2 separate regions of the Mus musculus genome follow, and region 2 is linked to region 1. A link is a contact called in ENCODE Hi-C or POLR2A ChIA-PET data. All regions are on one chromosome and are shown on one strand. Each heading gives the region's core, a stretch centred on a gene start or an enhancer-like site at or near the end of the contact. The rest is flanking DNA. Distances are from core to core; before and after follow the strand shown. Region 1 overlaps Gm34128 (a long non-coding RNA gene). Region 2 holds the start of Syngr2 (synaptogyrin 2).

Region 1 (5,117 bases), core at 1,506-4,005:
TCCCCCTAAGCAAAAGGCAGCTCTCAGAGCAGCCTAGATTGGCTCTGGGTGGTCAGAACCCAAGCCCAGCCCAGCCCACTGGCTCCTCTGACAGCTCCAGCTCAATTAATTCCCAGGAAGCTTTACTCTTGCTCCCCACTCCCCCCCCCACACACACACAGCCCACGATGCCAAATGCTGCCAGCTGTCCTGGGGCAGGAGGAGCATTTGGTCTGTTATCCCTGAATGCCACGGCAGAAGCTAACTTCAGTCTCTGCTGGCTGACTGACCGACTTCTCCTCATCCCAGCCTTGGCTCCAGTGCCAGGCAGGCTCCAAAGACAAAGGAGCTCACGGACAAAGGAGCTCACCCCTGCCTGGCAGGCTCCAAGTGCAGGGCTTCCGTTTGTGCCGAAATCACAAGCTGCCACTTGCACAGCCTGAGAAAGACATGGAAAATAATTTATTCACACGCAAAATGTCTCACTGGGATGCAGCCACTAAAGGGAAATAGACATATACGTTGGGAGGTATTTAAGGAATAGAATTCCAGTGTGAGCGGGGTGGGTGGGGGGAGCGGGGAGGGGGGAGCAAGATACAATGTGATTTCAAGTTTGTAAAAATAAACAAGAATAAAAAGGCAGAAAAGAGAGCATCTTTCCTTTCCAGGCAGGGAAAGAAAAGCAGAGATAATGAGTTTGCTCTTCTAGGCTTTTCTATAGTTTCTGGGGTTTTTCCCCCCTCTATACACATAGATATTCCTTGGATAATGTGCAATCAAATGTTTGTTTTATAAACAAAGCGTAGGGGCTGGAGAGATGACTCTGTGGTTAAGAGCACTGACTGCTCTTCCTGAGGAGCTGGTTCGGGCCCCAGCACCCATCTCAGGTGGCTGACAAAGCTTTGTAACTTCAGTTCCAAGCAGCCTGGTGTCCTCTTTTGACCTCCCTGGAGCCAGGCACGTGTGTGGTGCACATGCACACAAACAGGCAAGCGAAACACCCACGCGTAAGACATAAATCTTTTAAAGGCAGAGACGGTGCTTTGATGGCACAGGTCCGTTCCCACCACACAGCAAGCGCGTACCATAGGCAGGTAGATTCCGTTCCACCCACTACAACACCCAGGGAATCTTCCAGAACCCACTGGGCCCTGTAAGATGCTTCCAGACCCAGGTGAAAGTGTTAGATCTGACATCAGAGTAGACAAGGGGGCAGGGGAGGGGTTGCCTGGTTGTCCCCAGCATCTTACCTGTCCCAGATGGAATGTCTGGGCAGGGTAAACAGAATAGGAAAACTGAACACCAAAAAGGAAAAGGACTCATGGGCACACCTATCCCCAGCCTCATCATGGTACCGAGCACCACAATATCCCGTTTCCTTTGCTTCCCCACCCAGAACATGCCAGGGGTAGGCAGGTGGGTAGCAGGCAAAGGATGGGTAGAGGCTGGGAGGAGCGTTTGAAGGCTGCACCCCCAGCTGTGTTAACTTCCCGCGCACCCACATCTCTAAGACAGAGATCTAACAGCATAGAGTAACAGGATGCTGAGGGTCCGGGCAGTGGGATCCCTATGTGCGCAGCGCCATCATCCTTCCTCAGGCACTTCACTGAAACGGTCCAAACCCAGCTCCAGCTTCTGACCCACACTGTGTAGCAGGCACCTGATTTTGCACTGCCACCAAGTCCCCATGCAACTGCCAGTTGGGTACCCTTCTTACTATGGGAGATGACATAGACCCAGAGCCAGAAAGCCATCAGCCTCACCGGCAGCTGGAGCTGGGCAAGGAGTTGACCAGGTTAATCAGTTCAGGTTTCCCCTCCCCCACCCCCACAGGGCAATCTGAGTCAAGGGTGGAGGAGAAGGAGAAGGGTGGGTACCCTTCATCGCCCTGGCTTTTGTTTCTCAGGGATGCTGGTGCCCACGGATGATGGTACCCTTCCTGGCGCCTCCCCCCTTCCGGAGTTCATCCGCATTCCTCTTGCTTACAAACACCTGGAGCGTCTGCGAATAAGCTAAGGTCTAGAAGTGGGGGAGTTTATCACAGTTAAGTCGGTGGCGGGAAAAGGGGGGGGGGTGTGTGGAGAGGGAGGCGGCGGGGATCAGCAAAGATTAGTGAATTATTCACACCTCTCCATCAGGACGCTGCCTCCCCTTCTACTCAAGAGCACGTATCAACACCCTTCTATTTTGCCGTCCATTTTGAAAGGAGGCAAGGGAGGGGGGATAGCATAATGTTTAATTAAGAAATTAAGCCACTCCTTTCCTAAATATTCAATTCAGGAAGGGGGAGGGGAGAGGCCAGCCAGCCCAAGAAAATGGTTTTTATCACCAGGAGAGGAAAAAAAAAAAAAAAAATCCGATGCCCAAAATAGCCCCATGGTTGCCCTAGCAACTAGCATATGCTCCCCCTCCCCCTCCCGTCCGCCTTTGCATACGGCTGCATATTTCTATCATCTCCCTTGCAGGCACAGTTCATAAACACGGCGGCATAATAAAGAACGTTATCGCCGATGACTTACGGCCCAGCTGCGCCCAGCCAGATAGCAAGTGGCGAGCCAATACAATTTCATGCAGCGAGGGCCACAGATAGATGGGGTGCCCTTCAAGCGCGATGCTACTTCTGTGAGTCAATCCAGATTCGGAAATAAAGTTGGTCTCGCCCTCTTCCCCATCCGCCAGAGACAAAGCAGGCCTGGCTGATGCCCGGGAGTCTCATTAGGGCCGGAACAAGCTCGCCCTGAGCCCTGGATTAGCCTGCCAGACTTCTGAGCAGCGCTCTGCCTGTGCCTCCCGCCTCTGCCTTGTCAAAGGGCCCAGCCTGGGATGGATGAGGGTCTGTTTGAATTAATTATCCTCTCTTCAGGAGGATTACTGCTCGCACGCGCGCGCCGGAGGGGGGGGTAGGGGGGGGTGTCCCATGGCTATGGTGGGGGTTGGAGCAGGCTCCACACACCCAGCCAGGATCCTGGGGGGGTGCTAGGGGAGGGTGTTAATCGTGGGGACTCTCTGCTTTCTAGAAGGGCTAATGCAAGGGCCCTTGAGAACCACTATGTCCAGGGAGATTTCTCTGAATTAGGGACAGTTTGTTTTTTGGGCTTGAAACCTTCTTCATAAAACGGCTTCTCTTCCTGGGTCCAGGCCAGGCCAGAGGTTTGGTTTACCCCTGAATAATCAAAGCAGAGGTCTTGCACGATGGAGGAAGGATCTGCTCCACAAGAGGAAAGAGTGCAGGCTGCAGGGCTCTGGGGGCTAATGGACGAGGACAGAAGGGAGGGTCAAGGGCAATTTTAGTCCTTGCAGGAGCCTGCTGAACTAACCGGCCACCTCCACCCATCCCCCACCCTTACCCCCTCCCACCCGCTTGCCGCACAGAATACATACACGGAGAGATCAGCTCATCTCACCCTGCCCTGGGAATCCCCTAGTGTTCCTTTACCACCCAAGTAAAGGGTCCCTGCCAAGCCACTCCCTAGCCAAGTTAGACAACTGGAGTAAGTGTAGGCTGGGACTGCTGGACCCCAGGTAAATCAGGGAGGCAGGTTTGGTTGGCACTACCTCTGGGCCTGGGTACCATAGAGTCCAGACAGGGACAGGATGCAGTAGCCAAGTCCTCAGGACCAGGCCACAGTGGAATGAAGGCAGCCAAGGAGCTCTGGGAGAGTTGGGGTTAGGAGAGTTAGTGGGGGAACAGCCCTGGAAGACCCAAGCAGGACCCTAGCACCCAGGCAGCCTTGCTAGGCCACAGGCAATGCCAACTAAGGAGCTATATAAGGGACGAGCCAGGCAAAGCCAGTTGGGTCACAGAGGGGAGGCCAGGCAGGGATGAGGCCCATGAGCCTCCCCTGCACAAGGCCTCCTGGAGTGTCCTGTGATCTGGCTGCCAGGTCAGCAGTACTTTATGTATACAGCATTGCCTCTGGGTGACAGGACCTGGTCAGTTGAGTGACAATGGGTGTCAGAGGGGAAGACATGGAGGCCTGGTTTTTGGGCTGTCCAGACATACCCAAGGTGACTGGGAGTGTGTGTGTGGGCGAGTGTTCTCCGACCTCTACTGCTGAGCTACAGAAAGCAAGAAGAGAAAGCTACCCCTCTTTATCCTTCACCCCAGTTCTCCCTCTCGGAGCCCTTCCCCAGGTCCTATGGAGTTTCAGATATGCACATATGTCTATATAGAGGCAAAAATAGCATGGCATTAAAAACGACCATTTTAGCTAGGCACCGGGAGGCAGAGGCAGGCAGGTTTCCAAGGGTTCCAGGTTAGCCAAGAGTACGAAGCAAGTCCTTAACAAACAAACAAACAAACCAACAAACAATACAACCAAAAATAAACAAACACAATTGAAAATAGCAATTCAATGCCATTTAGCTCACTCACAATGTTGGGCAACCAAAATCTCTATCTTGTTCTAGATCTTTCTTTTCTTGGTGCTAGGGACAGAACTGAGGGCCTTTGCTACACAAGGCAAGCCTTCTACCACAAAACTACCATCCCAGCCCTCTAAACCTCCTTCATGTCCATAAAAGGAAACAGCTAGAGTTTGGGCTCTGTGTCCTGCAGAGGCGTGTGTGTGTGTGTGTGTGTGTGTGTGTGTGTGTGTGTGTGTGCACGTGCATGGCTTGGTCCCCAGGGTGTCATCTCTGTGGACTTGAGCTTTGTGAGGGTTACTGGTTCACAGAGCTTTCTATTTCCTGATGAGGTAGGCACATGGCTTTTAGGCCTCTGTTGGGGATGCCAGGGAGAATTGTGGGAGCCTGTGGCAGAACAAACCGCTTGTCTTGTAAAACTCTGGCGAGCCTTAGCTTACTGGGGACTCCCTGAGTGAATGATGCAGAGCCAGGAATCAATGCAAAAAGCAAGAGGAATTTATTGTTCCAACATGTTGGGGTCACTCTGCACATGGAGAGAAAACTACCATGCGCAGCCCTTCGAGCCTTTATACAGTTCTCCAGGCAGCAGCCATTAGGCACAATGAGGAATATAATCAGCTCCTCCCTTCCGTGTGTGTGTGTGTGTGTGTGTGTGTGTGTGTGTGTGTGTTTGTGTGTGTGCCTATATTCTTTGCGACTTTTCTCTTCCAGGAGGGGAGGGGTCCGGTGGAATTTTCTAAAGTTCCTGAGCTGACCTCTTCAGTCTCATG
Region 2 (5,117 bases), core at 1,108-3,607, 400 kb before region 1:
TCTGTAATGAGATCTGATGCCCTCTTCTGGTGTCTGAAGACAGCAACAGTGGACTCACAGACATAAAGTCTTTAAAAAAAGAATCCGTCCATCTCCATTTTGAATAAGATTTGGGTTTCTTTTGGAGGGGGTGTTGGTTTGGTTTTCTGTTTGTTTTGGGTGAAGGAGTTTCATTTAGTTGTAATTCAAAATGATCCTGCCTCCTGCCTCCACCTCCCAATGCTGGGATAATCATGTGTTGGCATGCCTGCTTGGACTCCTCCCAACCCTACCCCATCCTGCTCGCTGGCAACTGGAACCTAGGGCTTCACACTTGTTGGTAAGCTCACCCCACTGACCTACGTACGTCTCCAGCCCGCGAGGTCGTGTGTGCATCTGTAAGTTTCAGGGTTTTCCTTTCTTTCTCTGAGACAGGATGCCATTAGCTAGCTGTCCTGGAATTCAGAGAACCTGCCTCTGCCTCCAGAATAGAATGCTGGGATTCAAGGCCTGTACCACCACACCTGTCCTTATTGGCTGTTTTAAGATAGAATCTCAGGCTGGAGAGATGGCTCATCAGTTAAGAGCACTGACTGCTCTTGCAGAGGACCTGGAGACCCTCATGTTAGCTCATCACCACCTGTGACTCCAATTCCAGAGGACAAGATAACCAACCACCTTCTGAATACCAGGCATGCACGTGGTTGGTGTACCTTCATACATGCAGGCAAACATACATACAAAATAAAAATAAGTAAAGAGAAATAAAAAAGACAGGATCTCACTCAAGTTCAGGCTGGCCTGAAATTCATGACAATCCTGCCTCAGCTGCCTCAATGCTGATAACCACCTCCCATTTGAATGAGTTTTAAATAGGATGGGACACAAAATCACGGAGGTGAAACTCAGTGTTTCATCTAACCCTCACCCCAACACCCTGCCCCAAGTCAACTCTACAGCATCAACCAATATCTTCCAGAACACCCTTCAACAGCTGCCCTATTTCCCTCCAAGACTCCCCCTAAAGCAAGAGACTCCCCAGTCAGCCAGCCTTCTCCCTACAAGGACTTCCGGCTTCTTTGGCACGTCGGCCCCTCCCCTCCAGAGAACTACTAGTCTCCACCCCCACAACGGTTCCCCTCAGAGCAAGGTTCTTGGGGTGGTCAGATCCACAGCCAGACTCAGATCCCGCAGGAGCCAGGACAGAGGTGGGAAAGTCACCAGCAGAGACTGGCCAAAGTTTGGAAAGCAGCTCCTTTGGAATCGTCCTAGTCATTTCGCTTCCTCCCCACACCCTAAGGCCACCGCCAAGCCCACGTCAAGGCGGCAGATGCAACTGAGTCTGTGGGCACCTGGCTGCCTCCAGACTTGCAGGACCAGAGCGATCCTGCGGGGACGCTCTCAATAGGATTGTGGAACTGGCAGTCACAAGCCCCGCCCCCAGCTGTGGATGAAGCCGGAACTCCAGGACTGGGCGCGGAGTATGGGTCAGGGCTCCTGGCACTGCCATCCTGACTGACAGGGTACAACCCAGGACGGAGTCACTAGATTCCACCGCTAGGCTGGGAGATTCCGGGGAGCCAGGGCACCTCCAAGGCTCCAGGCCCAGACCCCCTGGGCGCAGTGGGGCCACCCTCAATCTGGCAGCTAAAGTCTCAGTTTTCAGTGTTTTCATCCCAAGGTATGGAAAGCTGCCCCCGCACGCCTGGTACAAGGGGGCTCGCCCCGCTTCTGGGAAGGGAGTGCATTTGGTGGGAAAGCAGACCTGTTGCTAGCCTCTGAGAGGGAAGGAAACTCTCCTTCAGAGTGCCAGGCCAATCCCCCTCCTCGCACCCCACGTGGCTGCAGAAAGTCCCTTCCAGGTGAATTCCCTAGGCTGGGAGCCGCGGCGTGCCGGCCACCTGCTGTGCCGTGCCCCTCTCCGGTCCCTCCCAATGCCAACAAGGCGACAGGCCTGCCTCCCCGGAGAACTTCGGGGACGTCCCGCACCAGAGCGGCCTGGACCAGTGGTCCAGGGTGCGGCGGGGCCCGGCCCGGAGTTGGGGAGACAAGGTCCGGAGTGGAACAGGCGACAAAACCCACGGGCTGGAGGGGACAGAGACGCGGAGGGGCACGGGGCCCCGCGCTCTCCGAAAGGCCCAGGACGCGCAGCCGCCGCCACCTGTCGCGCTCTGCGGCCCGCGGCCCCACGGGCCCTGGTAGCCAGGACGCCCGGCTCCGGGTCCTCGCTGGTGGACTCACCATGCTCACGAGGCGCGTCACCACCTGAGGCTGAGACAGGAAGCGCCGCAGGTCGAAGGAGCCGCCCGCGTTGGCCGCGCCATAGGCCCCGCTCTCCATGTCGCTTTCGCCACCGAGCCGCGGATGGCCGGGAACTAGCCGGATTGCCCCGCCCCGCCCACGGGGGCGGGTCCGGCCGCCGACAGGGCGGGGCCAACCGCCGGGAAGTAGCCCCTCCAAACTCGTGGAAGTTGGCAGCAAAACTTGGAGCTCGCAGGAGGCGCCAGGGTGCGGAAGGGGGAGGAAAAGCTCACCCCTGGGAAATATGTCCTACTGAGTTCATCCAGAAAGGATCAAAGAGTCCCCAAGAAGAGACATCCTAGGCGGCTCCCACTTTACTCTTACTTACACAGTGCCCTGGTGAAGGTCCTCTCCCATAAGCCCTCCAGACACCCAAATCCCACCAATCCAGAATCCAGGCTCGTAAATACCTGGATGTCACTTCACCATTCTGCTCCAGACCAAAGGACTGGGGCATAAGCTCTTGCCTAGCACATCAGAGGCCCCCAGTTCCAACCTCTGGACTACTGTAGTAATTAATAACTATGGCCCCCACAGTTCTGGCTACTCTTTGCTCTGGAGCTAAGCCTGAAAGCCAAAGGGCTCTGAAGGGCAGATTTCTAGACATCGTGATCACATGCTGCAAAGTACCTGGTGGCTGTTGTCTCAGGAAGAGAAAGAGGGCAGGAGAATAAGGAGTTCAAGACAACCCTGAGCTATCTGAGATCTAGTCTCAAGTACACACATACTGAGGATTGTAATTTTAAAAATTAAAACAAATGAGATCACTAGGTCATAGACTCCAGCTCCCCCTGTCCCCCAATAACATTTAGAAAGGGAACCTGATGCTTAATCGGAAGGGGTCGTGTGTCAACCCAGGGCTTCACCTTGGCCGCCAAGAGGCCTCCAGATATCCTTCTGTTGACAACACAAATTTGTTCCCAAGGAGACCATGGCTGTTGAGGGGTGTAGAGGGCTGAGAAGTGACACAGAATGGAGTCATGACAAGATGGCTTTACCACAGTCACTTCAATGGATAATGAATAATGAGACAGACTCACCTCAGTAATGAGGGGGGCTGGACAATAAGGAAACTGAGGCAGAAGCCTGCCCCACCAGAAGGGTCACCACTCGGGAGAAGACAGGAGTAGGCACAAGAGAGACTGGGCCTTCTAACAGTCTATCTGCGTCTATTTGCACCCTCCCCACACTAACAGAGCCTGTGACAAGCCGCTGGTAGGTGAGCCCAGGGCTACCTCCTAAAATCTGTTCATACACGCCATGAGTGTTTGATGAAGGAGAACTGGCTGTCAGGACTTTCCTACAAAGCCTCCCTTTCTCTCTCTCTCTCTCTCTCTCTCTCTTTCTCTCTCTCTCTCTCTCTCTCTCTCTCTCTCTCTCTCTCTCTCTCTCTCTCTCTTTCCTACACAGAGAAACTCTATCTCAAAAAACCAAAACCAAAACCAACCTTTTGCCATTACATCATTACATGTAATTGGTTTGTGCCTGGGGTGGGTGGGTAGAGCACACGAGATGACACATGTCATAAAAAGGACACCTTGTAAGACATAGCGCTTGCTCCCTTCACAGGGTGGGTCCCTGGGATTGAACTCAGGATCCCAGACTTGGCAGCAAACACCTTCACCCATCTCACAAGACCCTTCTCAGATTTTCGTTTTATTTTGAGACAGAGTCTCACTATGCAGCCTGACTGTCCTGGCACACATTTTGTAGACCAGGCTAGCCTCTAGCTCACAGGGATCCTCCCGCTTCTGCCTCCCACATGCTGGAACCAGAGGTGTGTGCCAGCATCCCTGGCCAGCAGCTCAGTTTTTCATTTCTCTTTTGGTTGTTATTGTCCCATTCTTCGGGACCAGACTCCTGGACCAGGATTGACCTTGAACTCCTCCTGATCCTCCTGCCTCCACCTCCTGAGTTCTGGGATCACAGGGATGAGCCACCACACACAGAAACCTTCTACTGTTGCCCAATAGTTGATGAGCACCCCCTTCTTCAGTTACACAACCCCACATGGGGTTGTGACCAGAAACTAAAGAAGCTGGGCTTCAGTGCGTCAGAGAGCAGGAGCACCCCCCTCAGTCGCTCTGATGCCCTCTTGTAGCAACCGCTGCTCACTAACAGCCAGTCATGAAATAGGAATCCCACACACGATAGTTCTATCCCCTTGGGCCTCGTTCACACTAATGCTCTAGATTTCTGGGGCCCTTTTGGGGTGCACTACTTTTGATACTCTGAGCTGCATCCCCTTTCTTTTTTAAGGTTTTTTTTGTTTTGTTTTTTTTAAAGAATTATTTGCTGGGCATGGTGGCGCACACCTTTAATCCCAGCACTCAGGAGGCAGAGGCAGGCAGATTTCTGAGTTCGAGGCCAGTCTGGTCTACAAAGTGAGTTCCAGGACAGCCAGGGCTATACAGAGAAACCCCTCAAAAAAACAAAACAAAACAAAAAAAGAATTATTTATTTTATGTGTAGAAGTACATTATGGGAATTGAACTCGGGACCTCTGGAAGAACAGTCAGTGCTGTAACTGAGCCATCTCTCCAGCCCTGAACCCCCCTTTTCTACCCCCACACCTCAGGCTCTCTTTTGCTCCATTGGTGGGTTCTTGTACAGGGCAGGGAGGCAAGCCCATGGCTCTGTCTTCCGGTCACAACCTGATGACAAGGGAGTTAGTCCAGGTCAGACAGGTTCACCCGGTCATGTGATGCCGGGTACGCCAGTGAGCTCACTCACCCCACTAAGTGCACCTACTAAGTGCACCCACTAAGTGCACCCACTAAGTGCACCGAATCACCAAGAGGCTACTTCCTGGTCCCTGGTCATGTGTCAGTAGGAGT

Evidence for each region. Hi-C counts contacts between places; a loop is a spot of excess contacts on that map. ChIA-PET counts read pairs that join two places held with the same protein, here RNA polymerase II (POLR2A).
Region 2: a map of T-helper 1 cell shows a loop between it and region 1 (2.2-fold over the local background). The contact joins the promoter of Syngr2 here to the enhancer-like site in region 1. A Hi-C loop is called at or near these places in 3 of 37 maps with a recorded cell type or tissue (Patski, T-helper 1 cell and T-helper 17 cell). POLR2A ChIA-PET finds 5 or more read pairs at or near these places in 2 of 5 experiments (Patski and embryonic stem cell).

Annotation. Positions count from the first base shown.
Region 1 is chr11:117,405,371-117,410,487 of GRCm38, reverse strand. It overlaps Gm34128 (a long non-coding RNA gene), which reads left to right. Exons shown (of 3, transcript XR_880326.2): 2 at 1,886-1,996; 3 at 2,445-2,650. Among named protein-coding and RNA genes, the nearest start is that of Gm34128, 3.3 kb to the left of the region's middle. Within about 2 kb of position 2,755, at least 3 of the 3 ENCODE cell types and tissues checked have a DNase peak (open chromatin) inside an H3K27ac peak, as active enhancers do.
Region 2 is chr11:117,806,907-117,812,023 of GRCm38, reverse strand. It overlaps Syngr2 (synaptogyrin 2), which reads right to left and starts at 2,357. Exons shown (of 4, transcript NM_009304.2): 1 at 2,221-2,357. The coding sequence starts at 2,319. 6030468B19Rik (RIKEN cDNA 6030468B19 gene) reads right to left here. Exons shown (of 6, transcript NM_029964.1): 6 at 4,716-4,934. The coding sequence ends at 4,928.